2 separate regions of the Homo sapiens genome follow, and region 1 is linked to region 2. A link is an interaction called in ENCODE POLR2A ChIA-PET data of the cell type or tissue named here. Cell type or tissue: OCI-LY7. All regions are shown on one strand. Links, peaks and the distances in the headings refer to the core of each region. The heading gives the core; the rest is flanking DNA.

The links. ChIA-PET counts read pairs that join two places held together with the same protein. Peaks named below come from ENCODE experiments on the same cell type or tissue, not always from the same donor. Only the 100,000 strongest peaks of a DNase experiment are listed, where the experiment ranks them.
Region 1: POLR2A ChIA-PET joins it to region 2 with 10 read pairs; 5 of 35 experiments call an interaction of 5 or more read pairs at or near these places.

The regions. Positions count from the first base shown.
Region 1 is chr6:10,878,274-10,892,595 of GRCh38, reverse strand. It overlaps GCM2 (glial cells missing transcription factor 2), which reads left to right and starts at 10,555. Exons shown (of 5, transcript NM_004752.4): 1 at 10,555-10,892. The coding sequence starts at 10,803. SYCP2L (synaptonemal complex protein 2 like) reads right to left here and starts at 5,544. Exons shown (of 30, transcript NM_001040274.3): 1 at 5,461-5,544; 2 at 1,015-1,083. The coding sequence starts at 5,469. RefSeq lists an enhancer at 5,609-6,377 and a silencer at 10,366-10,660. In OCI-LY7, for the core only: no CTCF peak of the experiment used is centred there; no DNase peak of the experiment used is centred there.
Region 2 is chr6:10,815,012-10,831,089 of GRCh38, reverse strand. It overlaps MAK (male germ cell associated kinase), which reads left to right. Exons shown (of 15, transcript NM_001242957.3): 2 at 213-542; 3 at 12,150-12,204; 4 at 13,119-13,240. The coding sequence starts at 442. Among named protein-coding and RNA genes, the nearest start is that of MAK, 15 kb to the left of the region's middle. In OCI-LY7, for the core only: no CTCF peak of the experiment used is centred there; no DNase peak of the experiment used is centred there.

The sequences.
Region 1 (14,322 bases), core at 9,323-14,322, 58 kb before region 2:
CCAGGCGCAGGGCTCACGCCTGTAATCCCAGCACTTTAGGAGGCCAAGGCAAGAGGATCGCTTAAGCCCAGAAGTTTGACATCAGCCTGGGCAATATATTGAGACCCAGTCTCTACAAAAAATGAAAAACTAGCCAGGTGTGGTGGTTCATGGCTGTAGTCACAGCTACTCAGAAGGCTGAGGCAGGAGGATCACTTGAGCCCAGGAGGTCAAGGCTGCAGTAAGCCATGATTGTACCACTGCACTCCAGCTGGGGTAACAGAGTGAGATCCCGTTAAAACAAAACAAAACTTTGCCATGGCTTCCTCTGCATTAAAAATAAACCCAAAATCCTTTGCTTTAGTCCGCAGAACGTGGCATGATCTGATCTCTGACAGTCTGACCTCCTTGCTAATGAGTCCTAGGATAAGTCAAGCTCTTCCTTGCCTCGGGGCCTTTGAACTGGCTGTTCTAGGCCTGGGCTACTTCACCCCACCACTTTCCACATGGCTGGTTCCACTCAGATCACAGCTTAAGCATCACTTTTTCAGGTAGATCTTCCAGGACCACCTTATCTTACGTAGACCAGGTGCCTCCTCAACATTCCCAATTATTCCCCATCTCATTACCCTGTTCTTTTTCTTCCTGCTTCTTTGGCTCTCTGCCAGTCTATAAGCTCCATAAAGGCAGACGTTGTTTCTAGTTTGTTCAGTATCATCTATCTGCATTTAGGGCACAAGATATCTGCACAGGGCACAAGATAGTTTAGACTAGGATATTGGTAAGATAGCTAATGGTAAATTGACTAGATATAGTAATAAATTGGACATGAGAGATTAGGGAAGGAGAAGTAAAGATTTCTCTGCTTCTGATTTGAGCAACTGGAGGAACAAGTTTGCTAATGACCCAGGGAACACAGAACTAGAAAGAATACATACACTCATATACACATACACACACACACACACACACACACACACACACACACACACACACACACACAGAGAGAGATTATAAAAGAAACTTGATCTTTACCCAGAAAGCATCATCCTGGGCCTTCCCAGTCCTGTCTTCCTTAATAGGCTGCAAAGCATCTTTGTTTTTCTGTGTGGAATAAAAACATGTTTTTAAACAATTTTTATTTCAAAGAAATGCATTTCAAGTTTTAAACACAAAGCAAAAAAAAAAAAAAAAAAAATTAAAGGTTTGTATTGTTTTCCTGAACAGAAATTTTTGTTTGCTCATATTATAGGTCTAAGTAAAATAGTACTTAGAAAAAAGAGAAAAACTTTATCCAACCTTCTTTAGCATGGTCTAAGACAAATACAGTACAAACTATCAGAAGAAGCAAAGCAAACATCATTTGAATAAATAATCACACAAAATAAACAAACTCTATAATGATGATTATAAAGTAGAAGTAAAAAGGCTTTGAACTAATAAACCATTTTCAGAATGAGAGCTTGTAAAATAAAGTTAAATAAAAGTGTCTTTAAGGCATCATAGTACCTGACTTCAAAATATACTACAAAGTTATAGGAACAAAACAGCATGGTACTGGCATAAAAACAGACACATATGTAGACCAATGGAACAGAATAGATAAACCCAAAATAAATCTACTTTTTTATAGCCAACTGATTTTTGACAAAGGTGTCAAGAACATTCATGGGGAAAAGACAGTCTCTTCAATAACTGGTGCTGGGAAAACTGGATATTTATATGTGGAAGAATGAAACCAGATCCCATGTCTCACCATATACAAAAATCAACTCAAAATAAACTAAAAGCTTACACTTAAGATCCCAAACTACTAGAATAAAATATAGGGGAAACACTTTAGGACATTGGTCTGGGCAAAGATTTTATGGAGAAAACCTCAAAATCACAGGCAATGAAAGCAAAAATAGACAAATGAAATTATACAGACCAAAAAGCTTCTTACAGAAAGGGAAATAATAGAGTGAAGAGACAACCAGCAGAATGGGAGAATATATTTGCAAACTATGCATCCAACAAGCCATTAATATCTAGAATATACAGGGAACTCAAACACCTCAACAGCAAAATAACCAATCCAATTAAAAATGGGTAAATAAGCTAAATAGACATCTCTCCAAAGAAGACATACAAATGACCAACAGGTATATGAAAAAATACTCAACATCACTAATCATTGGAAAATGCAAATCAAAACCAAAATGAGATATTATCTTACCCCAGTTAGAATGGCCATTATCAAGACAAAAAACAACAAATGCTGGCAAGGATATGGAAAAAGAGGAACTCTTGTACACTGTTGGTAGGAATGTAAATTAGTATAGACAATATGGAAAACAGTATGGAGGTTCCTCAAAAAACTATCATAAATCCAGCAATTCCACTCCTGGAGATATATCCAAAAGAAAAGAAATCAGTATGTCAAAGGCATATCTGCACTCCCATGTTTACTGCAGCGCTATTCATAATAGCCAAGATATGGAATCAACTTAAGTGTCCATCAGTGGATGAATGGATAAAGAAAATGTGGTATATTCACACAGTGGAATACTTTTCAGCCAGAAAAAAGAACAAAATCCTGTCATTCATGGTAACATGCATGAGCCTGAAGGACATTATGCTAAATGAAATAAGCGGGGCACAGACAGACACACTGCATGTTCTTGATCACATGTAGAGGCTAAAAAAGCTGATCTCGGCCGGGTGCGGTGGCTCATGCCTGTAATCCCAGCACTTTGGGTGGCCGAGGTGGGTGGATCACCTGAGGTCAGGAGTTGGAGACCAGCCTGGCCAACATGACAAAACCCTGTCTCTACTAAAAATAGAAAATTATCCGGGCAGGGTGGCGCATGCCTGTAATCCCAGCTACGGGGGAGGCTGAAGCAAGAGAATCGCTTGAACCCGGGACGCGGAGGTTGCAATGAGCTAAGGTTGCACTATTGCACTCCAGCTGGGGAAGCAAGAGTGAAACTCCATCTCAAAAAAAAAAAAAAAAAAAAAGGCTGATCTCATAGAAGTAGAGAGAATAGTGGTCACTAGAAAAGAGGAAGTGAGATAGGCAGAGGTTAGTTAATGAACACAAAATTACAGCTAGCTGGAAGGAGTAAGTTCTAGAGTAAGATAGTACTGCAAGGTGACTATAATGTACAACTTATTGTATATTTTCAAATAGCTATACGAGTAGATTTTGAACATTCCCAACACAAAGAAATAAATATTTGAGGTGATGGATATGCATAATTACCCTGATTTGATCATTACACACTGTATACACATATGGAAATATCACACTACACCCAATTAACATGTGCAATTACTATGTGTCAATTAATATATGTGTCAATTAAAAATAAATGATAAAGGCAAAGAAAAAGAACCATTGTGTTAGTGGATAATTGAGTAGAGGCAAAAGTGAGATAGGAGGAACAGCTAAAGCTACAATTAAAATTGGGTGTTAGGCCAGGCGCAGTGGCTCACGCCTGTAATCCCAGCACTTTGGGAGGCCAAGGCGGGCATATCATGAGGTCAGGAGTTCGAGACCAGCCTGTCCAATATGGTGAAACCCGTCTCTACTAAAAAATACAAAAATTAGCTGGGCGCAGTGGCACGTGACTGTAGACCCAGCTACTCGTGAGGCTGAGGAAGGAGAATCACTCGAACCCAGGAGGTGGAGGTTGCAGTGAGCCGAGATCCAGCCACTGCGCTCCAGCCTGGGTGACAGAGTGAGACTCCGTATCAAAAAAAAAAGGGTGTTAATTCATAGCATAAACTGACATCAAATAAACACTATGCTACGTATCTATAATTTCTAAGTTTTGTCAACAAATTCTGAATTAGTGGGAAATACTTCCCATCCCAAAGAAAATATTCCCGGGAGCCTTTATGTTAAGCTTCTTTACCTCTTTTCTCTATAGACACGGCCCTATCTCTCCTTCAGTTCAATTCGTATGCAGAGATGCTCTGCTTATTTTTATTTCTACCTCCTTTCAACCTTCTCTGGCCTTGGTGGTCAGTACTTTGCAAATTCCAAAGAAATGCTTCCTGTTTCTGGAATTTCTGGAGCCACTCTAGTACACAGAAAGGTATCCCCCTTCTGTGAAGATCATGTGGCAGCTTTTGTGGGTAGGAACCTGACAGGAAAATCAGAAAGTGGGATGGTTTAGGCAGAAAAGATCGTTAGATTCTCTGAGATTCAGTCTCCTCATTTAAAAAACATGATGATAGCCGGGCGCTGTGGCTCACGCCTGTAATCCCAGCACTTTGGGAGGCCGAAGCGGGCAGATCATGAGGTCAAGAGACAGAGACCATCCTGGCCAACATGGTGAAACCCCGTCTCTACTAGAAATACAAAAATTACCCTGGCGTGGTGGCGCGCGCCTGTAGTCTCAGCTACTCGGGAGGCTGAGGTAGGAGAATCGCTTGAACCCGGGAGGCAGAGGTTGCAGTGAGCCAAGATCACGCCACTGCACTCCAGCCTGGGCGACAGAATGAGACTCCGTCTCAAAAAAAAAAAAAAAAAAAAAAAAAAAAAAAAAAAAAAAAAAAAAAAAGATGGTAACACCTATATGGAAGGATTGGAGTGAGGACTGACTGACAGAATGTCTGTAATGTTCTTAGCATAGTGCCTGGGCACATAAAAATGGCTCAGTGAATGGCAGCTTTCAATGTAACAGGGATGGAGAGGGTGAGGAGGTTATGCTTAAGTGCTCTGAATTTAAGCGTAGCTTGATGTTAGAAAGGTTTCTGTCCCAAATCTGTTTCCCCATGGCTGGGAAGATGGCGCCAGATGACAGATGGATTTTATGGAGAACAAGAGTGAGTTCCTGGATCTAGGCAAGCAGTTACCCCTGGCTATCAGAATCACCTGGCGTCCTCACTAACAAACTAACAAACTACCGGCCCACCGTAGACCAATTACATCAGAATTTCTACCACCAGGAACCCAGGCAGAAGAATGTTAGAAACACGCCCCAGGTGGTTTTTGTTTGTTGTTTTTGGCGTCCCTGGGTGGGCTCAAACTTCATGTGTTTTTTTTTATTATTTATTGATAAGTAATAATTGTAGCTTTATCTTAGGGGCTGTCCTTTGTCGTTCGGTTAAATGAAGTCCCAGCACTTGGGGTTGCTTAACACTTCTGCACTTTCTACGCAGCAAGGTGGAAAGAGGGCTGGAAAACCGGCTAGGAAAATACGCAAAGCAACTAGAAAAGAACTATCTCATTGCTTTCCGAACACGAATTCTCCGGTTCCCCTTTCCCTGAGCGCTATTTAGCTAGGGATCCGAGGTTTCTATTCTGCCTGGTCTCCCCGCAGGCTGCCAATACACTCCGAGCAAACCCAAGGAGGTGGCGGGGGACTATGCCCAGCACCCGGTCTCTGAGCGAACACCTCAAGGCGGCAGAACCTGAGCCCCAGGGACCCCGCGCCCTCGCGCGCCCTAGCACTGTGGACAGAAGGTCCGGGCCCTTCGGGGGTCACTCACCGCTTGCATAACGAGGCTTCTTCGTTCCTGAAGCGACGCGCCGCTCAGCTTTGTTGCGCTCGGTCGGCCCTCTCCTGCTTCCCCGCCCAAGAGCCCCGCCCGCTGGGGGCGCTGCCGAAAGAGCCCTGGTGGCGGACCGCTCTTCGAGTCGAGTCTTCTTCCGCAACTGTAATTGACGAATCCGCCCCCTGAAGTTTACTAGAGCTCTGTGTTTTGAGACTCAAGAAGCGCGTGCAAGTAACTAGCGCACACAGGCCAAACCACCTGGGCGCACGCACTCACCCTTTAAGAGAAAGCCAGCACTCAAAGGATGTGAACTACGTCATTTAAACGTTCCTTATTTGCGAAATTCCAAACAGATAGGCGTTCGCTTTGTGGTAGCTGTTCCAAGTTTTTGCCCCGCCTTAAAAAGCCAGAGGGGCGGCCAGGCGCGGTGGCTCACGCCTGTAATCCCAGCACTTTGGGTGGCCGAGGCTGGTGGATCACTTGAGGTCAGGAGTTCAAGACCAGTCTGGTCAACATGGTGAAACCTTGTCTCTACTAAAAATACAAAAAATTAGCCGGGCGCGGTGCACGTGCCTGTAATCCTAGCTGTTGGGGAGGCTGAGGCAGGAGAATCACTTGAACCCGGGAGGCGGAGGTTGCAGTGAGCGGAGATCTCGCCACTGCACTCCAGCCTGGGGGACAGAGTGAGACTCCGTCTCAAAAAAAAAACAGCCAGAGGAGCAGTTTTTGGTCCATTGATGTGTGCAGACAGAAGCCGAACCCTTTCCTATGGTAACCAGACTTGTACCCGATATTATTAATACATTCCTGATTTCACACACACACAAAGTGTGTTTGGTGGTTGTTTTTTAAGTACCGTGGTGGGGAGGAAGGGGAATTTTTTTTTTTAATCAAAGCAAATAGTTTTGTTTTTGTTTTTGTTTTTTTGTTTCTTTGTTTGCCTATTTCCTTTAACCTGACAAGTATGCGTACCAATGGCTAGGCTGATTCGGATAGGTGGCCAGTTGTGTGAACACGGTGGCAAAATTAAATTGGACTAGAGTTTTCCACAAAAAACAAAAAAAAGACCCCTCCAATCCAAACATCCTTTGTGTAAAAATCAACTTGTATTATAACTAGACCTGTGAGTATTTCAAGTCATAATATGTACGGAAGATATTTGTCTACACCAAAGCAAAACATAACAAAACCAGAACCCCTGTTAGCCCAGGACTTGCACACATTTCTAGTCCGTTCAAAACAATGTTTATGTCAAAGCCTGTCATATCAATTTCCTGGAAAGTATAATGTAAACATTCTTACATTAATTTACCTATTTTAATCTAAACCAAGGAAATTCAAACGCAAGTTTTTTTCCTTTTCAATGAATGGACTTTTGTAATATTAAACTAGTAATCAAGACAGGAACAGCTGTGAGTATAAGCTATTGTGAGTCAATACAAATATAATACCAGGGCAAGAAAGAAACAATGAATAATAAGAAGCAATAAACAAAATACTACAGTTTAAATGAATTTTAAGAGAATATTTAAAAATTAGAGTTTTCATAATATTAGATAGAAAACTTAATCATCTATTATTTTCAGGCTTTGGGGGAAAACATGTCCTTCCAAAGTCTATGGTGCAATGCATTCAAATCTTTAAGAGAAATTAAAAATAACAGAATAGGCAAAATACCTTTTATCTGGTTTTTTTTTTACTTTGATTAGCTTCTTTTACTAACATGTTTTGTCTTAATATAATTTATGGCAACTTGAAATGCATACTCTAATTCTTCTCAAACTAAATATAGTAGAGGCTCTATGACATTTCTTTGGATACCAGAATCCCTTTAGAAATTAATTGATTTGCCTTTTACATAAAAAAGTTTTATTTATTTATGTTTTTGACGGGTCAGGTCTCTCTAGGAACATTCCAAAAGCACAGAGACAAGAACTATTCTAGCACTGCAATAAGACCAAAAATTAATTTCTATGCATTTTCAGAGGTAACTTTAAATCACCATTTTAAAGTTATTTTTAGAACATTTGAAAGGATAAGTTATCTTAGACTACAACATTTAATGAAATACTATAATTAAAATGGATAATCAATAAATTTTCATTCAATTTTGGAAGACAAAACAACACGAAAAGCAACTGAATCAACAGGAGTTTCGGGGACCTTTGGCAGACAGTTAATAAGATGAAAAATCTGTGAATGAAACTCGTGGGTGAAGAGTAGACAGATCTCTTCGTTCCCAGCTAGACCTCAGTGGCGACCATTTGAGAGTGATTTTAATCAGAAACCTTGACTGACAGGACCTTTTAGGAGGGGAGAACTTCGGGAGAAAGGAGGCTGGGAATGAACAAATCACTTTCTTCTGCTAGGACCCTTCGGCTTTGACTGGGAGGAGGACCCCAGCTAGAAGATAAAGGAGGAAAAAATCGCGAGGAACTGCTCGAAGTTGGCCTTTCTTCCCAACAGAGTTCGCTGGTCCGCTGCCACTGGCAGGCTTCTCTGACCGACTGGGATACTTTTTCTTTCTTCTTTCCTTTTCTTTTTTTTTTCTTTTTCTTTTCTTTCTCCTTCCTTGCTTCCTTCCTCTCTCTCTCTCTCTTTCTTTCTGTCTTTCTTTCCTTCCTTTTTTTTTTTTTTTTTTTTGAGACAGGGTCTCGTTCTGTCGCCCAGGCTCGGCGCTATCTCAGGTTACTGCAACCACTGCCTCCTGGATTCAAGCGATCCTCCCGCCTCAGCCTCCCAAGTAGCTGGGACTACAGGCACACGCCACCATGCCCGGCTTTTTTTTTTTTTTTTTTTTTCGAAGAGACAGGGTTTCGCCATGTTGCCCAGTCTGGTCTTGCACTCCTGGGCTCAAGCGATCCTCCCGTCTCGGCCTCCCAAAGTGCTGGGATTACAGGCATGAGCCACTGCGCCCAATCGCGGGATGGACTTTTCTAAGCAAGCCTCACTGTGCCTTTGGCGCGGGAAGTAAAAGGACAGGGAGCGTGGACCACCCTTAGCTTCCTGATGTGGTTTCGCTCTTCCTTTATCCGCCTTTTGCCAACCGAAGGCACTAATCCTGCAAGAGGCGTTGGCATGGGCGCCCTCCTGGCCGAGTCCCGGGCAGCACCCGTCCGTGCGCTCAGCACGGGCTTTGCGGTGCCAAGGCCTAGGGTGCGTCGCTTCCCGGGTCTGGAGGGTCATGGATTCGGTTCATCCTCCTCTATCAAGGGATCTGCCGTGAGGAGTTGGCTCCTCTTCTCTGGCTGGGGCTGGGAATGGAAGCGTGCAGCTGCAAAACAAGGACGCGGGCAATAAATTCCAGAAGCCCTTTCCCCTGGCCGCCAAGAATCCGGCCTTGGGGTAGTCAAAGAGTGACTTTAGTCACTTCAATCGGTTTTGTTTTGTTTTGTTTGTTTTTTGTTTTTTGTTTTTTTTATATATATATATACTGAGGGTCTCCATGTGCCGGAGTAGCCCTGGGCGAGTCGGCTGCTCAGATGATGAAGGTTTCGTCCCAGCCCCGGAGAACCCACATTGTCCTGCGCACCTCCGCACCACCGCGATTCTCTAGTCCTCCAAAGCCTCCCAAGACTGTAATGGAGTAAATTCAATTTCGTCGTGATATTTCCAAGACTATATCAGTGAAGTTTTTTTTTAAGAGTTGTGGGCCGGGCGCGGTGGCTCACGCCTTTAATCCCAGCACTTTGAGAGGCCGAGACAGGAGGATCACGAAGTCAAAAAATCGAGACCATCCTGGCCAACTTGGTAAAACCCTGTCTCTACTAACAATACAAAATTAGCTGGTCGCGATGGCGCGCCTGTAGTTCCAGCTACTCGGGAGGCTGAGGCAGGAGAATCGTTTGAACCTGGGAGGCGGAGGTTGCAGTGAGCCGAGATTGCGCCACTGCACTCCAGCCGGGAAGACAGAGTGAGACTCCGTCTCAAAAAAAAAAAAAAAAAAAAAGATTTGTGTTCGGGTGGGTGGCAACTGAGAGCTCGCCGAACCACAACCTCTTATTTAACAGATAAACAGATAAGGAAGCTGAGACCCAGAGGGAGCCAAAGCAGTGGAGAAAGCGAGTTCTTTGGGACTTTTCCCCTCTCCCCTTTCCCTCCTTCCCCAGGCTCCCACCTACCCCAGGCTCCCACCTACCCCGGGCTCATTTCCGCCCCCCACCTCCTCCAGGTTCACTTTGTAGGACTCCGTTCCTGCAGGGCCAGGTCCCTCCGAAGTCCCCGGGAGCGTGAAGGCGCCTGGGCTCGCGAGCATACGCGGAGGCTTGGCGCACCCTGGCACGTCCCAAACAGCAGAGCCAAGACTGCGAGACACTCACAATAGTTAGGGGAAGAGCCGGCAGTGGAGGCCCAAAATGGGCTGACCCCTAACTAGGAGGCGTGGGCGCGGTTATTCAGGCTAGGGCGCACGCGGACGGCAGAGGGGCCCACGCACGGTTCCCATGCTCTCCTGGAATTGAGTGTTGGCTCTCAGGGGACTTTGCTGGAAAGCCTCCATCTAAGCCCCTTTCCGAAATCAGGGAAGCTGGACGCGTTTAGAAAAAAGAAAAAAAATAGGCCGGTCGCGGTTGCTCACGCCTGTAATCCCAGCACTTTGGGAGGCCCAGGCGGGCAGATCGTCAGGAGTTCAAGACCAGCTTGGTCAGGGTTTCGCATGGCTAAAACCTGTCTCTACTAAAAATACAAAAATTAGCCAGGGTGGTGGCACGGACCTGTATTCCCAGCTACTCGGGAGGTTGAGGCAGGAGAATCGCTTGAACCTGGGAGGCAGAGGTTGCAGTTAGCTGAGATGGCGCCACTGCACTCTAGCCTGGGCAACAGAGTGAGACAAAAAAGAAGAAAAGAAAAGAAGAAAATAATAAGGTTTTAAACTTAAAGGATACATTCCTACTTACCCTCTCCACCCCCACCCTCTGGCTGCAGTTTCCATTTGCTTCCAGGGCTGAGTTTAACCTCCACCTCCGTTCCTGGGACTGTGGTGGAGGGGGCGACCGGCCCCTGGAGCGTGGGCGCTAGCGAGGTAGGCGAGACAGGGCGGAGCCCCCCGGAGGTATATCTTTATAAAGGAGGGGGCAGCTGCCAGAGGTCGATGCTGCCGTTCGGGTGGAGAACGTTCAGCACCGCGGCCAAGGACAAGGCCCCGCCCGGGTCCATAACCATTGTCCCCAGCTTCCAGATATCTAAACAGCCTCTCTCTCTTTCTCTCTCTCTGCACCTCCCCTTCACACACCCCACTTTCTTCTTTAAAGAGAAGAAAAAAAACCCACCTGGCGCACCTGTCCTTTTTTCTTCTATTTTTCAGAACCCTGGGCGGAAAGCGCGAGCGAGTTGGGCAGATGCCGGCGGCCGCGGTGCAGGAAGCGGTCGGCGTGTGCTCCTACGGGATGCAGCTCAGCTGGGACATCAACGATCCGCAGATGCCTCAGGTAAGTGAACCGGGTGTGTGCGGGCACGCGGGGCGCTGTCCATCCGAAGGAGGGAGAATGGCATTCGAGTTCTTGAAGAGTCTGCGGACGGACCATACACACACACACACACACACACACACACACACACACACACACACACACACACATACCCGCAAAATTTCTGGGTTTCTGAGGCCCTCTCAAGTGTAGAAAGAAAACTGGACTCTACAAAAGGCTGAGTTGGGTTTAGAAATGTGTCTTCTTGGCCGGGCGCTGTGGTTCATACCTGTAATCCCAGCACTTTGGGAGGCTGAGGCGGGTGGATCATCTGAGGTCGGGAGTTCAAGACCAGCCTGACCAACATGGAGAAACCCCGTCTCTACCAAAAATACAAAATCAGCCCAGCGTGGTGGCGCATGCCTAAAGTCGCAGCTACTCGGGAGGCTGAGGCAGGAGAATCGCTTGAACCCGAGAGGCAGAGGTTGCGGTGAGCCAAGATCACGCCATTGAACTCCAGCCTGGGCAACAAGAGCAAAACTCCATCTCAAAAAAAGAAGAAGAAGAAGAAGAAGAAATGTGTCTTCTCCCAGCAATTTCCTTGTGCTTGCCTGAAATCACAAGCAAAGCAGCAGGAAATGTTGGTCAGGCTCCACATTCCCAGTCTTGGGGAGAGCGGGACGCCTGTCCTTTCACTTCCCTTTAACCAAGGTAGAAATTAGGTGCCTCTCTCCTTATTCATTTACTTTAAATCCATGAGGAAGCTAAGGAGAAAATCTAAGCAGATGTAAATACCACTGCTTCTCATGCAGCAAAACTGAGGTACAACTGTAAAGTGAATCTAATGACCTAAATTTAAAACAAGTAGCCCGACTTGAGCAATTTGCTCAGACCTCCCTAACTGCTCAGAGGAAGGAGGCCCCATAGTCATGCCAACAAGGCCACCTGTACCCAAAACTTACTTCTTCTCTAATGACAAGCAAATCATCATTCTTTTAGGGTGAATTTGTTGTATTTTGCTTTATTTCAATAAAGCAAAAATGGTTTGGAGCCAAGTCCAAAGAATGACTGGGGTGGATGAAGTGGTGAATGAAGTGGGTGGTTTGAAGCCAGTTCCAGAGAATGACCAATTATCATTAGTCACACTGGTTAGGGCCAAAATTGAGTGATGTTGAAGTCCTGGCTGTAGGGGGTGGGGGGTGTAGAATGAGAGTTGCTTCCCTGCCATTTGCAGATGTGGGCTTCCAGCAATGTTGTGGCACAGGGATAAAAGAGATGGGTCATTTTGTCCGCAACTAAAATGTGTCTGATAGGTGTTCAGATGAATAACAATTCATTGCAACATTGTGTCGCCTCTCATAGAGGTCAGCACTTTTTTGGATCCATATATTTGTAGTAGGTTAGGTGTGTTTTACTCCTTTGTTTTTGTTTGTTTGTTGGGGTTTTTTGTTGTTGTTTGTTTGTTTTTTGAGGCGGGGTTTAGCTCTTGTTGCCTAGGCTGGGGTGCAATCACACGATCTCAGCTCACTGCAACCTCCATCCCCCAGGCTCCAGCGATTCTCTTGCCTCAGCTTCCCGAGTAGCTGGGACTACAAGCATGCGCCACCACGCCCAGCTAATTTTGTATTTTTAGTAGAGATTGGGTTTCTCCATGTTGGTCAGGCTGGTCTCGAACTCCTGACCTCAGCTGATCCACCCGCCTTAGCCTCGCAAAGTGCTGGGATTACAGGCGTGAGCCACCGTGCCTGGCCCACTCCTTTGTTTTAAAGTCTGCCTACTTTAGAGTCACATGGTACCATTTTCATGAAAGTGGACCACAGTACAGCAAGTGCATCTCATTCTGTTTCTGTCCATGTACATCTTCACAGGAAACAATCATATCTTGCATTTTAGAAAAGTCACATCCAAGTAATGTAATTATGGTTCATCTCTCAAGCATTTGCTAGACTTCCCATGTCAATATGAACTTTTTTTTAGGAGACTGGTTGTTAAGCAGGAAGCATGTGTGTAATATCTCAAACGGGCCAGGCACACTGGGACATGGAGAAGTGAAGAAACTTAGCATCGCCCTGCTCTGGGTAACCGAGTGAGCAAGTTAAACTACCTGTCTGACCTTGAGAGAGTCCTTGAATTTGCCTTAGTCTCAGGCTACTTACTCACTTGTCATCAAGTGGTAGAGTGAGATAACCATCTCAAACTCTCCTCCAGGTCTACGATCAGGTTCAGTGTCTATGTGTGTGTATGTACACACACACACAACATGCCAACACTTGAGAGCAAGTGAAACCCAATCCTTGACATCCTCTATTCTTGTACTGATTTTAAAAATACAATCTCTGTGGCTTCATTGCCAGGGTCACTACCTCAGTAGCTCGTGTGAGGCATGGGGGCCTAGTCTACATCCTTAAGGGAGAGCTAAAGAAATGCTGTTTTCTGGAAAATTGTCAATTTGTTACTAAGATCCTTAAGTTAAAATATTCACTTTTAAAACAAAGATATTAGCATTTAATATAAGCTTGGAGTTGATAGCACATCATTATATATTTCATTTGTGACTTACCTTACATTGATGTATCATGTCAATTGTAATATTTCAGAGAAAAGATAAATAATACCTATGGTAGTAATAATGATTTCAACAATATCTTTGTAATTTTGGAAACAAAATCACCCATTAACCTTATTACTGTTAGAATGTGCAGTATTAATGATGTATACAAGTCTGAATTTTCCAACTGTGAATACTTCAGCTTTGCAAATGTTTGATCTAATTTTCCTGAGTGGCAAGAGTGGGGAGGAGATGCAAATGGCTTACTGCTATTATACACTCTTCTGAGCCTTTATTACACCAGCAAAGCTACTGGGTCTGGCTGCTACCCATCTTCTGTTTATATTCCAGCTATGCCACTGTGAAAGGTTATCTATTGAACCTCCACTTCCTTATTTAGTAAACAAGAGTAAAGATGTCCATCTTGCAAAGATGTTGTGAGAATTATATATATTGCATAATATGGCTTTGCAGGTCATACTGTTTCTGTTCCAAATATTCAATTCTGCACTGTAGTGTGAAAGCAGCCCTAAACATTACATAAAAGAAAGTGCTCAGTGGCCGGGCATGGTGGCTTATGCCTGTAATCCCAGCACTTTGGGAGGCCAAGGTGGGTGGATCATGAGGTCAGGAAGATCAAGACCATCCTGGCCAACATGGTGAAACCCCATCTCTACTAAAAATACAAACAATAGCCAGGCGTGGTGGCATGCACCTATAGTCCCAGGTAGTCAGGAGGCTGAGGCAGGAGAATCACTTGAACCTGGGAGGCGGAGGTTGCAGTGAGCTGAGATCATGCTACTACACTCCAGCCTGGGTGACAGAGTGAGATTCCATCTCAAAAAAAAGAAAAAAGGAAGTGCTCAGTAAAGGGTGATTTTTCAATGAAACTTATATGCAAAA
Region 2 (16,078 bases), core at 6,045-11,044:
ACAGTACCATGTAAATGAGGCATTTACCAAGTGAGTATTACCAGTGAGTTATATGTGAACTTCATTTTACATAGACAAATGACTTACTGACAAATATTTAACACAATAGTATTTATATTATTTATAATTTTCCCTTTGCTCTAAGTTGCCAGTACAATTTTTGAAGAGACTTGTTAATGAAAATTCATGATATCCTTGTTTTCTTTCTTTAGGGTGTTTATAAGAATGGAAGTGTTGTTTCCTTGCCCGATTCCTTCATGCTATATCTCATGAACCTCTGTAATCTTGGGGGAGAGACTATATTTAATGATGACAAACCTGTCACCAGTGTAGCAACAACAGTGTGAGGACAAAAGCAAATAAAAATTAAGAAGCGTTCAAATTTATATTCAACAAGGAAGTCATTTCAATCAACAACTTCTGCTGCATTATTTTTCCAAGATGAACCGATACACAACCATGAGACAGTTGGGGGACGGCACGTATGGGAGTGTGCTTATGGGCAAGAGTAATGAATCCGGGGAGCTGGTGGCCATCAAAAGGTACTGTGTGTGACACTGCCAACTTCACCTTTGAAAACTCTGCTCTTTATTTTCCTGTCCTCGCTTAAGAATATATACCAGCACAGGCCAGCGCGGTGGCTCATGCCTGTAATCCCAGCACTTTGGGAGGCCGAGGCGGGCGGATCATGAGGTTAGGAGTTTGAGACCAGCCTGGCCAACATGGTGAAACCCTGTCTCTACTAAAAATACAAAACTTAGCCAGGCATGGTGGCACGCGCCTGTAATCCCAGCTACTCAGGAGGCCGAGGCAGGAGAATTGCTTGAACCCAGGAGGTGGAAGTTGCAGTGAGCTGAGATCGCGCCACCGCACTCCAGCCTGGGTGATACAGTGAGACTCCGTCTAAAAATATATATATATACGTGCACACGCACACACACACACACACACACACACACACACACGTGCACACAGGCTGTGTGCGGTGGCTCATGCCTGCAATCCCAGCACTTTGGGTTGAGGTCAGGAGTTTGAGACCAGCTTGGCCAACATGGTGAAACCCTGTCTCTACTAAAAATACAAAAATTAGCCAGGCATGGTGGTGCACACATGTAATCCCAGCTACTCAGGAGGCTGAGGCACGAGAATCGCTTCAACCTGGGAGGCAGAGGTTGCAGTGAGCTGAGATTGCACCACTGCACTCCAGCCTGGGTGACAGAAGGAGACTCCATCTCAAAAAAAAAAAGAATATATACGAGCACAGAAAGAGGTCTAGTTTAGATCAAATAGCATCTGGCTCATGTGGAATGTCATTCTTGGAAAAGAACATTGCCAAAGAGGAATTCTGCTGTTTTTCTTCTATATTACTTTAACTGTCTGGCTTGTCCAGCTACACTGATAAACCAAAAAATATGAGTGCCTCCTTTTTTATATGTATAATACATTTGGACCAAAACTACAGGTGATCTTTGGAATGTTCTTCCAAATTTATTTGTTGGTTTTCGTTTTTGTTTGTGTTTTTTGAGATGGGGGTCTCACTCTGTTGCCCAGGCTGGCGTGCAGTGGTGTGATCATGGCTCACTGCAGTCCTGACTTCCCAGGCTCAAGCAAGCTACCCACCTTGGCCTCCCAAAGTGCTGGAATTACAGGTGTGAGCCACCATTCCTGACCTGTTTTTCACATTTAAAGTTGAGTGCAGAGTAGGGCTTATTATTTCTTTAAAACAAGGTCTCAAAATCAGATGGTATTCATAATGTCAAATTGAGTTCTGAATGATATATGTTATATTCCTGAACTTATGAAATAGAATTGTTGTTAATTTGTTTGTTTTTAATCCACTGTGTTTATCTATTGCTGCATAACAAAATACCTGCAAAGCTTAGTGATTTAAAATAAGAAGAAACATTTATTAATTCACATAGTTTCTGTGGGTCAGGAATTTAGAAGTAGCTTAGCTGGGTAGTTCTGGCTTGGGTTCTCTGATGGCAGTCAGATAATTGGCCGAAGTTTCAGTCATCCGAAGGCTTGACTGGGACTGCAGGATCTACTTCCAAGGTGGCTCACTCTTGGTTTGCTAGGGCTGCTGTAACAAAGTATCACAGACTGGTTGGCTTAAACAACAGAGATTTATTTCCTCACAGTTCTGGAGGCAAGAAGTGCAACATCAAGGTATCTGCTGGTTGTTTCTTCTGAGGCCTCTCTCCTTGGCTTGTAGACAGCCATATCCTCTCTAGGTCTTTATATGATCTTCTCGTTGTGCATGTCTGTGTCCACATTTCCCCCCTCTTTTTTTTCAAGACAGGGTTCCATTCTGTCGCCCAGGCTGAGGTACGGTGGTACAAACATAGCTCACTATAGCCTCAGCCTCCTGGGCTTGAACCATCCTCCTGCCTCAGCCTCCAGAGTAGTTGGGACTGTAGGCGTGTACCACAACATGTGGCTAATTTTTAAAAAATTTTTTTGGAGTGATGGGGTCTTGCCATGTTGCCCAGGCTCCTCTTATAAGGACACCAGTCATATCAGATTTGGGCCTACCTGAAAGACCTCACTTAAACTTAATTACCTTTTTAAAGACCCTATCTTCAGATACTGTCACACCGTGAAAGTCTGGGGGCTAGGACTTCAATATAGGAGTTTTGGGGGACACAGTTGAACCCATCACACTCACTCACAGGGTTGGCATATTTGTACTGGCTGTTGGCAAGAGGCACCTCAATTCCCTTTTACAGAGGCTCCTTCCTTGGGCCTTTCCAGAGGGTTGTTTGAATAGCCTCGGGACATGGCAGTTGACTTCCACCAGAACCAGTCCCGTACTCATGGGATACGCATCTCCACATTACCACATCAACCAAATTATGACAAACTAAAATTTAAATACTTTAGCAAATGTTTTAAAATATTATGATCTAAACCATTACATGTACAAGGAAATAACTTCATAAAATATTTTTAAATAGTCATTATCATCAGATAAGTAAATATATAATATACAATAATGGAAATGAAAAATAAATTGAATAGGCTTAATAAAATTCAGTGCTCATTTGTGATTTGATGAACTAAAAAAAACAAACATTGATTTCTTAAAAAACTTATGATAAAGCCTCTTGGCTGAATGCAGTGGCTCACACCTATAATCCCAGCACTTTGGGAGGGCAAGGCAGGAGGATCGCTTGATCCCAGGAGTTTGAGACCAGCTTGGCAACATGGTGAAACCCCACCTCTACAGAAAATACAAAAATTAATTGGGCATCGTGGTGCTCACCTATAGTCCCAGCCACTCGGGAGGCTGAGGTGGGAGGATTGCTTGAGCCCAGGAGGTCGAGGCTGCAGTGAGCCAAGATAGTGCCACCACTACTGTACTTCAGCTTAGGTGACCTAGTGAGACCCTATCTAAAAACAAAAACAAAAGTAAAACAAAACAAAAACTTAGCAAATAGGAATAAAAAGAAACTTCCCTAACCTACATAATTCATATTAATGTGAATTAGTACGAAAACCTATATAATTCATATTAATGTGAAATATCAGAAGTAATATCAGTACAAATTGTTTGAAAACCCCAAATGCCTGCTAGCAGTCCTGCTGATTAGGATTGCATTGGGGATACTTACTACTGCTATAAGACAGAAACCTAAGAAATGAGTGTTATTAGACAAAATGAGCTGAAATAGCCCACATTTGTAGATTAAATGATTATGTAAATTCACACAAAGAAATACTTTATTATATACAAATACATCCATATACAAAAATATTTTTAAAGGCCTGGAAAGATACACCCAAAATCCATGATAGCCATGGGTTCTGGGGAGGAGGGTAGGCGAATCAGAAGGGGTGTTGGGTCTTGGGTACAGTCCCACAGATGGTTATTACTGTCTGGTTTTATATGACAAAATGTCCATCATTTTTTTCTGAGTGGCAAAAATATGGTATTTGTTTTATCCTTCAAAAATATGGTATTTGTTTTGTTTTGTTTTGAGATGGATTCTTGCTCTGTTGCCAGGCTGGAGTGCAGTGGCGCGATCTCAGCTCACCACAACCTCTGCCTCCTGGGTTCAAGCGATTCTTCTGCTTCAGCCTCCCGAGTAGCTGGGATTACAGGCATGTACCACCACGCCTGGCTAATTTTGCATTTTTAGTAGAGACGGGGTTTCTCCATGTTGGTCAGGCTGGTCTCGAACTCCCGACCTCAGGTGATCCACCAGTCTCAGCCTCCCAAAGTGCTGGGATTACAGGCGTGAGCCACCGTGCCCGGCCTACTGTACTCTTTTAATTGGGAAAGCAAAAGCTTTCTCACATCCCATCCAGAATGCATAGGGTTTCTTCTCGTTGATCAGAAGTGTACCACATGGCACCCCTAGCTGCAGGGAGGCTGGGAAACTGATTACTTAGCTGAGCATTTTATATTCCTGTGTAAAAGCTGACTCTGTGAATGAAGAGGTAGAGAAGGAGGGCTTTCAGCTACTCAGCTTACCGTGTGTCTGCCACATGCAGTATCTACTGTGTGTTGGGCAGTGCTCCACCTTAGGCAAAGATGGAGCAAAAATGAATGAGAAGAGGAGTCCCATGGAAGACTTGAAGAAAATTGAAAAATTCATTTAGCACAAAATTGTTAAACTCCTGTTGTATTTCATGATCGGGACAAAATAGATGTCTTACAATATACTCAGGAAGACCAACAGATTCAAGAAGTTACAACATCAAGTATGCTAAGTCCTATGATGGGGGAATATTGGGTCCTGTGGGAGCCTAGATAAGCCACACTGGAGAAGTATCACAAAAGTCTTCCCAAGTCATTGAGACCTCAAGAATGAGAGAAAATTATTTTTTTAAAAGGGGGGGTGGGGGGAAATGCTCCAGGGAGTAAGAAATAGTACGTATGAAGCCCTGGAGGCGAGAGAGAGTGTGTGAGGGCCTAACTGGGGCTGAGTAACTGAAAGAAGTGTAGGTGGCTGGAGCGTGGATTACGAGTGGGGCAGAGGAGGGACGTGAGGCTAGCAGGTGAAGTCGTGAAGCCAGATGAAGGAGCGTGTATATCTTGAAGACTAGAAGGTCATGAAGGATTTTCAGCAGAATTGTTGATGTGATCAAATTTTTGGAACTGGCTGATTAGCAGAAGAGTGGAGACGATTGAAGAGGTCAAGACTGGACACCAGGTGGCCAGTTAGAAGGTCAATACAGTCATCTTGGTTAGAGGTTAGAAGGTCAGTGCAGTCATGTTGGTTAGAAGTGGTGGTGGCCTGACAGGAAAATAGCTTTGGGGATGGATGTAAGTGGATACAGTCAAGGGACATGTAGGAAGCAGGCTCTATAGAAACTGGTGACTGGGCATGAGGGTGGAGGGAGGAGTAAAAAATGGGGAAGAGTCCAGGCTAACTCCTGGGATTCTGGCTTAAATGTATAGTGGTGGTGCCATGTACCATGTACCATGTCAAGGAGGGGAAAATCACAGGCTTAGGGGTAAAGCTGAATTCAGTCTGGGGCATGATGACTTTTAGTCAATTGAATATTTGCATTTAAATCTCAAAACAGAGGTGCAGGCTAATGATTTGGAATGGTTAGTCTACAGATGGCAATTGAAACTCTTTAGAGGGAGAAGAAAAGAGGTCCTCATTTAGGGCACCGAGAAACCATGGCATATAAAGGATGGGCCCTGGAATAGGATCTTACAAAAAAGTCTGAGGAGCCACCAGAGAAATAGGGTAGAAACCAGGAGAATGTAGAAAATATCTGAAACCAAGGGAAAGATCTAAAGAAGCAGAAGCACGTATCAAGAAGTCTGGAGTGTGATGATTCCAGAGCTCTTTCAATGGCTCAACATTGTACCCAAGAAATTCAGATGTTTTCTATGATTTTCATGCTGAGCGGTTAGCATTGTTTTTGTCCTCAAATGTGTCACCTAATGACCACCTTATGGCTACTTCACCTCCAGGCATTACGTCCATGTTCAAGGAGGGAAGAGGGCAGAATAATACGAGCAAACTCTTCTCATCTTTTATCAGCTAGTGATAATTCTTCCCCAGAAGTCCTCAAGGACATCCCCTTACATCTTACTGGCTAGTATTGGGTCACGTGGTCTCTCTTCCAAAGGAGGCTGAGAGAGTGAGTATTTACTCTTCCAGTCTCTATATTAGGAGGCAGAAGGAAAGGGGCTGGAAATGGCCTTGTGATATTTCAACAATATCATCGGCTGTGGTGTTCCTTGGGTTTGGGGAATATGACATAACTGGCGGCCACGGTGAGCACTGTTCCAGTGGAATAGTGGAAGCCAGACTGCAGTGGGACAAGGAGTAGCGGGAAGTACGGCAGTGGAGGCATGGAGCTTTGGAGAGTTGTGAAGGATGAGTTACTGAGTTGTTAAGAAAGCCACAAAGGGGTTGCCCAGTGTCAGGAAGAGTCCGCCTGAAATTACATGGACGAATGTGAAAGTGGAGCCGCTGGGAGCATTTTCATGACTTTGCTTTCCACCTCCACCCATCTGTATGGAGAGGGGAGACTGGAGGATGACAAGGCAGGAGAGGGGAGACTGGAGGATGACAAGGCAGGAGCAGTGGAACGGTGGGAGAAGGGGATGTTCAGAACGTGTGTGTGATCTTGAGAGTGTAGTGGGTGAAAGGCTGATGGTGGGGCCAAGCTGGATGAGGAGGCAAACCACGCCACACAGGTGGTTGTAGGAATAGCCACAAGTTGAACAAGAAAGAGGTTGTATAAAGAAGTTTTGAGGGTAGCGACGGTGAAAAGGATAGGAGGTTATGATCAAGAGTCTGAAGTTAGGTTGTTAGGTCTTGGACAGTAGGACCATTCCTCATAACAAGGAGTTTATGGTAACTGTGGTAAGACAGAGGTGAACATCTCTTAGGAGTTAAGCAACTGTGAAGCCAGGCTACTGGCAGGGTTATCAGTTTAACCTACATTGAATATTCACTATAGCCGTTACTCCTCAAGTCTGAATGAGACAGTGATTGTTATCTACAAGAGTCATACAAGCAGGCTTTGCCATCTCTTTAAAGCCCGATATAGAGGGATAAACTTTACCTGAAAATTACAGATATTAGAGTCTTCATTCTCCCTTCTCATTTTTTTTTTTTGTTTGTTACCAAAACAATTCACATCCCATAATATCCTATCAATCTTTTGCTTGGTGATATAAAATTTTAGGCATTTCCAATTTAGGCTATAAATATTCTAGGTATAACTTGTTAGATACCGCTTTAAGATCCATCGATACTTTTCCCCTAAAATTAAAAATAAATTCCAGGCCGGGTGTGGTGGCTGATGCCTGTAATCCCAGCACTTTGGGAGGCCAAGTGGGGTGGATCACCTGAGGTCAGGAGTTTGAGACCAGCCTGGCCAACAAGGTGAAATCCCATCTCTACTAAAAATACAAAAATTAGCCGGGTGTGGTCGTGTGTGCCTGTAATCCCAGCAACTCAGGAGGCTGAAGCAGGAGAATCACTTGAACCCAGGAGGCGGAGGTTGCAGTGAGCTGAGATCACACCACTGCATTCCAGCCCAGGCAACAGAGTGAGACTCTGTCTCTAAATAAATAAATAAATACGTTCTACATTGAATACATTTTGTGGAGTAGCTGAAGAAGAGCTGCCTATTCTTAATTTTCAGAGTGGGCAGTAAACATGTCCCCTTAAAGGGAAATTGATTACCTGGAAGGTGTTTTCATTCTAAAAACCTTTTAAACAAAAGAGCCGGTGTCGGGGGCTGGGAGTGGGGGTTTCTATTGGAATTAGAGAAGTTCAGCTATGGAATTTAACAAGTTCCATGTGTTATTAGATATGGAATTTAACAAGTTCCATATGGAATTTAACAAGTAGGAAGTAAACAAGTTCAGAATTACGTTGAGAAGCAGAGAAGAAGCTGAATGCTGGCCCTCTGCTTTTGGGAGTTGGCCTGAAGAAGCAAGGGCATGGCATGGCAGTTGGTAGATGATGGACAGGGTGGTGTAATCTGCTAATGTAAACATGGAGAAGAAAGTCTGTGCTTAATTCAGCAGGCAAACCTTTTGAGCGGTCTAGAAATGCAGTCAAAACTGGCTAGGATGTGTTGGAGGGGGAATGGTTAGAAGTTGGGAGAACACTACACTGAACAAAATAAGAGGTTTCTTTGAATGTTTCCTTTGGGGAGTTTTAATTTAGATCACTGAAATCTTGTCTTTTCTGCAATTTTTTTTAAAAAAAGTTATTTACTTTATGATAGAGGATGGTAGAAAGATTCCCTCACTTAATTAAGTTAATAAATATCTATTAAGCCCTCTGCCCTTTAAGAACTTGAGAGGTAGTTCTATTTCTGAAGTTGATTTCCTGTGTCAGATGGGAACACCATGGTACCATCTCTTATTTGTTCATTGCCCTGGCATGGAGTGGATATTGACGAATTAATAAATGACAAAAGATGGCAAGGAACCTAAAAGGAAATGCCTTTTCTTAGCTATTCTAAGCAATTGGTTTACCTTTGGGATAATCATTTTGTAAGGAAACTTCTGTATTTGTTGTAAATAGATACATGCATTGCCTTAGGGAAGGGAAGTACTGCTGAGAAGTGGTAATTGCTGGAAAGAAGAAGAGATGAAGAGAGTACATCTGGATGGATGAAGAGAATACAGATTTTTTTTTTTTTTGAGACGGAGTTTTGCTCTTGTTGCTCAGGCTGGAGTGCAATGGCGCGATCTCGGCTCACTGCAACTTCTGCCTCCCAGGTTCAAGCGATTCTCCTGCCTCCGTCTCCCAAGTAGCTGGGATTATAGGCATGCGCCACCATGCCCAGCTCATTTTTGTATTTTTAGTAGAGACGGGGTTTCTCCATGTTGGTTAGACTGGTCTTGAACTCCTGGCCGCAGGTGATCCACCTGCCTCAGCTTCTGAAAGTGCTGCGATTACAGGTGTGAGCCACCGCACCCGGCCAGCTTTTTTTTTTTTTTTTTTTTTTGAGACGGAGTCTCGCTCTGTTGCCCAGGCTGGAGTGCAGTGGTGCGATCTCAGCTCACTGCAAGCTCTGCCTCCCGAGTTCACGCCATTCTCCTGCCTCAGCCTCCCAAGTAGCTGGGACTACAGGCGCCCGCCACCACGCCTGGCTAATTTTTTGTATTTTCAGTAGAGATGGGGTTTCACCCTGTTACCCAGGAGGGTCTCCATCTCCTGACCTCGTGATCCGCCCGCCTTGGCCTCCCAAAGTGCTGGGATTACAGGTGTGAGCCACCGTGCCCGGCCTCAGATTTTTTTTTTTTTAAGAGACAAAGTCTCCCTGTGTTGCCCAGGCTGGAGTGCAGTGGCTATTCACAGGCTCGGTTATAGCACACTACAGCCTCTAACTTTTGAGCTCAAGCAGTCCGCCTGCCTCAGCCTCCAGAGTAGCTGGGACTACAGGCGCACACCAGCATGCCAGTGAGAGTGCAGATTTTACAGGTAGAATGAAAGTTTCAGTTATCACTGAAGCTTGAAAAGTAACTTGAACGTATTTTTATTTGGCTTCTAAAAGATTGGATACTTTTAAAATTCTAGACCTGGAGTGGTGGCTCATGCCTGTAATCCCAGCACTTTGGGAGGCTGAGGTGGGCGGATTACCTGAGGTCAGGAATTCGAGACCAGCCTGGCCAACATGGCAAAACCGCATCTGTACTAAAAATACAAAAATTAGTCGAGCTTGGTGGCACACACCTGTCATCCCAGCTACTTGGGAGGCTGAGGTAGGAGAATCGCTTGAACCTGGGAGACAGAGGTAACAGTGAGCCGAGATCACGCCATTGCAGTCCAGCCTGGGTGACAGAGCGAGGCTCCATCTCAAAAATGAAATAAAATTCTGAAATTACGTTTCAAGAATCATAGCAGGCTGGGTGTGGTGGCTCATGCCTGTAATCCCAGCACTTTGAGAGGCCGAGGTGGGCAGATTGCTTGAGCCCAGGAGTTTGAGACTAGCATGAGCAACATGGTGAAACCCCATCTCTACAAAAAATACAAGAAGTTGCTGGGCGTGGTGGCATGTACCTATAGTCCCAGCTACCCAGGAGGCAGAGGTGGGAGGATCACCTGAGCCCAGGAGGTCAAGGCTACAGTGAGCCATGATCAGGCCACTGCACTCCAGTCTGGGTGACAGAATGAGACCATGTCTCAAAAAAAATAAAATAAATAAAAAGAATCATAGCAGATTATATGTGCAGTTTCACATGGATATGATCATTTTATTAATCAACTTTTCTTTCATAGCTGTATTTGAATTGGCTTCTGTTTTATTTTAAATTCATCATTGTGCTAGATTTACATTTTACATTTTAGCAAGACATTTTATAAATCTATGGCACTGAAAAGTATCTTTTAATAAGCTAGTAAACCCCCATTTCATCACGCTTCTTCATAAATATCTAGTACCTGAGTAACTGCAAATGAAATTCTGATTCACTAAGGATATTTTAGAAATAATAGCAGTGATGCCCTTGAGGTCATCTCAGTGATGTCCTTTATTTCGTCTTATAGTCAATCATAGATATTGGTAAACATGAAAACATCTAGTAGTTATTGAGTGCTGAACTAAGCAGTTTGCAAGATGCTTTTCTTATGCAGTAGTTTCTACTGTATGGCTAGCTAAGGAATTTGAGGCACAGACAGGTCATTAGGTGACTTGTCCAAAGTCATATGGTGAGTGACTGGGCAAGGATTTGAATCCAGGCAGTGCGGTTCCACAGCCTCTGTTCTTGGCTGTGATGTTGTGCTGCCAATTTTTACTCATTTCCTCACCTGTGTATTATACCCCCATAGAGCCTCTGGATCTTAAGGATTATTGTAATTAATAAAGACAACGCTAAGCTTCCCAAGGATCTTCTGGAACATCTCGATAGGAGATTATAATACTAAATGAAAGCAGCATGGCATATTTGGTTTTTCTTTTTCACAGCCCAGCCTTATAATTCCCATGCCTGAAGAAACATTTTTTAGAATATGAATCCTGTTTTTTTTAAATTTTTTTTTTTGAGACAGAGTCTCACTCTGCCACCCAGGCTGGAGTGCAGTGGCGCGATCTCGGCTCACTGCAAGCTCCACCTCCCGGGTTCACGCCCTTCTCCTGCCTCAGCCACCCAAGTAGCTGGGACTACAGGTGCCCGCCACCACGCCTGGCTAATTTTTTGTATTTTTAGTAGAGATGAGGTTTCACTGTGTTAGCGAGGATGGTCTCGATCTCCTGACCTCATGATCCACCCGCCTCCGCCTCCCAAAGTGCTGGGCTTACAGGTGTGAGCCACCGCGCCCGGCCATGAATCCTGTTTATTATCCCCTGTTTTGTATGGTGACTAAAAATCTGTTCATATAAAAACACATGTTCATATAAAAACAACAACTAACTGGTGTATATAGTGGAAATAGTTTTTACTCTTAAATACACTTTTGGTATATTTATCTCTAATAGAAACCAACATTGGGATGAAAGAGGGGAAGTAAAGAACAAAATTCAAGAAAGCCATTTCTCATCTGTCGCCCAGGCTGGAGTGCAGTGGCGCAATCTTGGCTCACTACAACCTCTGCCTCCTGGGTTCAAGTGATTCTCCTGCCTCAGCCTCCCAAGTAGCTGGGACTACAGGCGCCTGCCACCACGCCCAGCTAATTGTTTTGTATTTTTAGTAGAGACGGGGTTTCACCATGTTAGCCAGGATGGTCTTGAACTCCTGACCTTGTGATCCGCCCACCTCAACCTCCCAAAGTGCTGGGATTACAGGCGTGAGCCACCGTTCCCGGCCAAGAAAGCCATTTCTAACGTTTGTAGTTACTTCTGAATTTTTGCCAACTTAAATCATTTAAGTAGGGAGACATTTAACTTTATGGGCCTCTTAAGTTCTAAAAAGAGAGAATCTTGAAAAGGACCCTTTAAGAAAGGCACAATTAAACTGATTAGAGAAATGTTAAGAACTCACCCAGAAAAGAAGATTAATGGTAATTTTTTCACTTTTGATTAAAGCTGAATTTTGGATGTGACGTAGGCCTACCAAGTAGCCTTGAGGTATAGGAGGTGATTTCCTTATAAGGATGAGGACAGAGAAAGATAGCTCGCCCAAAGTGAACCAGTAGTGGAGTAAGAAAGCCAACAGTGTAATGTGTGTCTTTGAATCCTCAATCCCTGAACACTAAACTTTCCCTAATTTATTTTAGGATGAAGAGAAAGTTCTATTCTTGGGATGAATGCATGAACTTGAGAGAAGTTAAGGTAAAATCCTAAAGATGAAAAGAACCTGAGAAGGCCTTAACACTACCTGAGGACCGTAGTTAAGATGATTTTATTCTCTGTGGGAAGCATTCTGAAGATAATTTTGTTTGTTTTTCCTTTATATTCCTAAATTAATTTCTCATTTCTTCTGGTTCTGATGTCAGTGGAGAACAGCGTATAATTATATCCTCACATTTGAAAATTCACTTTCACTTTTAAAAGAGCATCTTAAAATCATATTATGCAAAGACAACTTTTTTTTTTTTTTTTTTGTGACAGAGTCTTACTCTGTCACCCAGGCTGGAGTGCAGTGGTGTGATCTCAGCTCACTGCAACCTCCACCTCCTGGGTTCAAGTGATTCTCCTGCTTCAGCTTCCCGAGTAGCTGGGACTACAGGTGTGTGTCACCATGCCCAGCTAATTTTTGTATTTTTAGTAGAGACAAGGTTTCACCATGTTGGCCAGGCTGGTCTGCAACTCCTGACCTCAGGTGATCTGCCCGCCTCAGCCTCCCAAAGTGCTGGGATAGCAGGCAAGAGCCACCACGCTCAGCCACCAAAGACAACTTTTTAAATTACTACATACCATTTCCTTAGATTTTATGCTTAAAGACTTGGATACAATTTTGGATACCTTTGCATGGTTAAGTCAGACAAAAGTTAGACCTATTTATAAACCAAGGGAAAAACGTAACAGATTGAAATGTTTAATAGCTATTGTTGGCTTGATTTATTGTTTGCACTTAACGTTCATTACTTAAAGCAATTATGTAGATATTAAAATGTAATTAATTAATGAACCCAGGAGAAATGGAAAATTACATAAGGTAATTATTACACTTAGCATTGATGCAATTTTGCCAAATTCTGTAAGTTTTTTTTAAGAAATTTTAAGGCATATTTGTTATTTTTCAGTCTCTGAAGAAACTTAATCATGCCAATGTTATTAAATTGAAAGAAGTTATCAGAGAAAATGACCATCTTTATTTTATATTTGAATATATGAAAGAAAACCTCTATCAATTAATGAAAGACAGGTATGTTTTTATTCATGTTTTTCCCTGTTATTCTCTCCATGAGTTCTTTGGATCCTTTTGATATGTCATACTTTATGAGAGAAAGATTGATTGCTCCAAAAGGTAAATTTAAATTAACCAGTTCTGTTACCTTTATCAAAGGGTAACATTTAACACTGAAGAACCAGCTGTGACATAGCCAGCATTTTTCTGTTGTAAATCCTTGAAAGTGAAGGCCAGTATCTCATATAAATACACATACTATCTATTTATGCTTTTTAAAATACAAATTTATGTATAGTTTATTACTCAATAATAAAGCTGGCCTTGGGCATTATTGAGAAAATTATCTTGGTTGCTCTCCCAAGCATCTTGTGAAGGTTAATGAAAGAATGGAGAAAGGAATGAAGTTGCTTTCAAGAAAGGATCTAAAAAGCTCAGTCATTAGAATGCACAAGTCAGTGATAAGACTTGATGTGTTACCAATCCCAAGGAAATTCACAATTTTTAAATATGTGTGGGCAGAATCTGTAAAGGGAGAGCTTTGGTCTTCCGCCCTGGGCTTGGGGAGATAATGTTTTGGTGGTGGTTCTGGTCATGTCTGGGAGATTAACATCCATTTTGCCTGCTTTTAAAGTGAGAAATGTTCAACAACAAACTCTGAAATACTTAGAAATAATTTTCCGAAGTAATGATGTTGATTTCTCTTTGATTCTTACACACACACACACACACACACACTCTCGCTCAAGGTCTGAGGATGTTACTTGAATTATTCTTTAATCATATTTTTCCCTTTCTCAAAACATATTTATTGAATGCCTCTTATGTTCCAGGCCGAAATCATCATAACATTAATGTCAATTAAAATAAAAGTAAATTTCTGCCCCTCAAATCAGTTTTTACTTTTTCAGAGTCCCTTCTAGGCCTTCTATATAGACATGCACGCCTTTTTACTTAGTTGTAATTTTAGTGGGACAAAGTTTTTTATTTGATTAATTTACTTACAAGTATTTTTTATGTGGATACTTAGTCTTTATAGTTATAAATAATATATTCTGTTAAATGGCTATACTAAGCTTCACTTTTTGAACTATTTAAAATAAATAATTAGTGTGAAAATAGGTTGGTAATTATTGTATATAATATTGATGGAATTATTACCATTAAAGGTGATAATTATAAGGGTTATGAAAACGCTTGTAAGTGAAAAAACAAACCAAATTGTGTGTATGTGACTTTCATTCCTAATATAAAAGTTATGTATGCAGATGGATTAGGACTGGATTAGAATACTGAAAAATTAAAAGTTTCTTAATCAGGTGGTGGGATTATGGGTAATCTTAATTTTCAGCCTCTAATAAATTTTGTCCTTTAAAATATTGAAATGATATATACTTACATGAAATATCAAGATACCCTTGTTGAAGAAAAAAATGAAATACATGTAAATTCATGAAATATTAAATTTTCATCTATTTTTGAAATATATATAAATCTGGATGGATGTGGTAGTTCCTGCCTTTAATCCAGTACTTTGCGAGGCTGAGGTGGGAGGATCACTTGAGCCCAGGAATTTGAGACCAGCCTAGGCAACATAGTGAGACTCCATCTCTACAAAAAAATTAAAAAATTAGCCAGGTGTGGTGGCACACACCTGTAGTCCTAGCTACTTGGAGGCTGAGGTGAGAAGATTGCTTGAGCCCAGGAGGTTGAGGCCACCCATAATCCCAGCCACTCGGGAAGGTAAGACAGAAGAATTGCTTGAACCCAGGAGGCCAGCTAATTTTTGTATTTTTAGTAGAGACAGGGTTTCACTGCGTTGGCCAGGAGGGAGAGGTTGCAGTGAGCCAAGATTGCACCACTGCACTGCAGCCTGGGCAACAGAAGAAGACTCCATCTCAAACAAAAAAGAAAACATACATATATATATATATATATATATATATATATATATACTGTATAAAGCTACACTAATACAGTACCCATTAGTCAGATGTGGCTATTGAAGTCCTGAAATGTTTGCATTGAAGAGTGTTGTAAATGTAAAATAAATTGCACATCAGATTTTGAAAACTTGTTACAAAACAAATTTATTAATAATTTTTACTCCAAGCTTGATGGCTCATGCTTGTAATCTCAGCACTTTGAGAGGCCAAGGCGGGAGGATTGCTTGAGCCCCAGGAGTTTGAGACCAGCCTAGGCAACATAGCGAGACCATGTGTCTCTCTTTTTTTTCAGAGACAGGGTCTTGCTCTTTCACCTTGGCTGGAGGGCCAGAGTGCAGTGGTGCAAACATGGCTCACTGTAGCCTCGACCTCTTGGGCTCCAGCAATTCCCCTGCCTCGGTGCCCCAAGTAGCTGGGACTGCAGGCACGTGCCACCATGCCTGGCTAATTTTTGTATTTTTAGTAGAGACAGGGTCTCACCATGTTTCCCAGGCTGGTCTTGAACTCCTGAACTCAAGGGATCCACCTGCCTTGGCCTCCCAGAGTGCTGGGATTACAGGGGGGAGCCACCGCACCCAGCCCGCATCTCTTTTTCAAAAAATAAAAATTAAAAAGGTAAAATTTTAAAAATAAATAATTAAAAAAACATTGTTTTAGAGGCATAGTCTTGCTGTGTCACCCAAGCTGGAGTACAGTGGTACAGTCAGCTCATTTTTATACTGATTACATGTTGAAATAATATTTGGCATATATTAGGTTAAATTAAATATATTGTTAAAAATTAATTTTACCTGTTTGATTTATTTTAACATGGCTGCTAGAAAAATGATGTTAAGTACACAAGTGGCTCTCATATATATTTCTTTCTTTATTTTTTTTTTTTTTGAGATGGAGTCTCGCTCTTTCACCC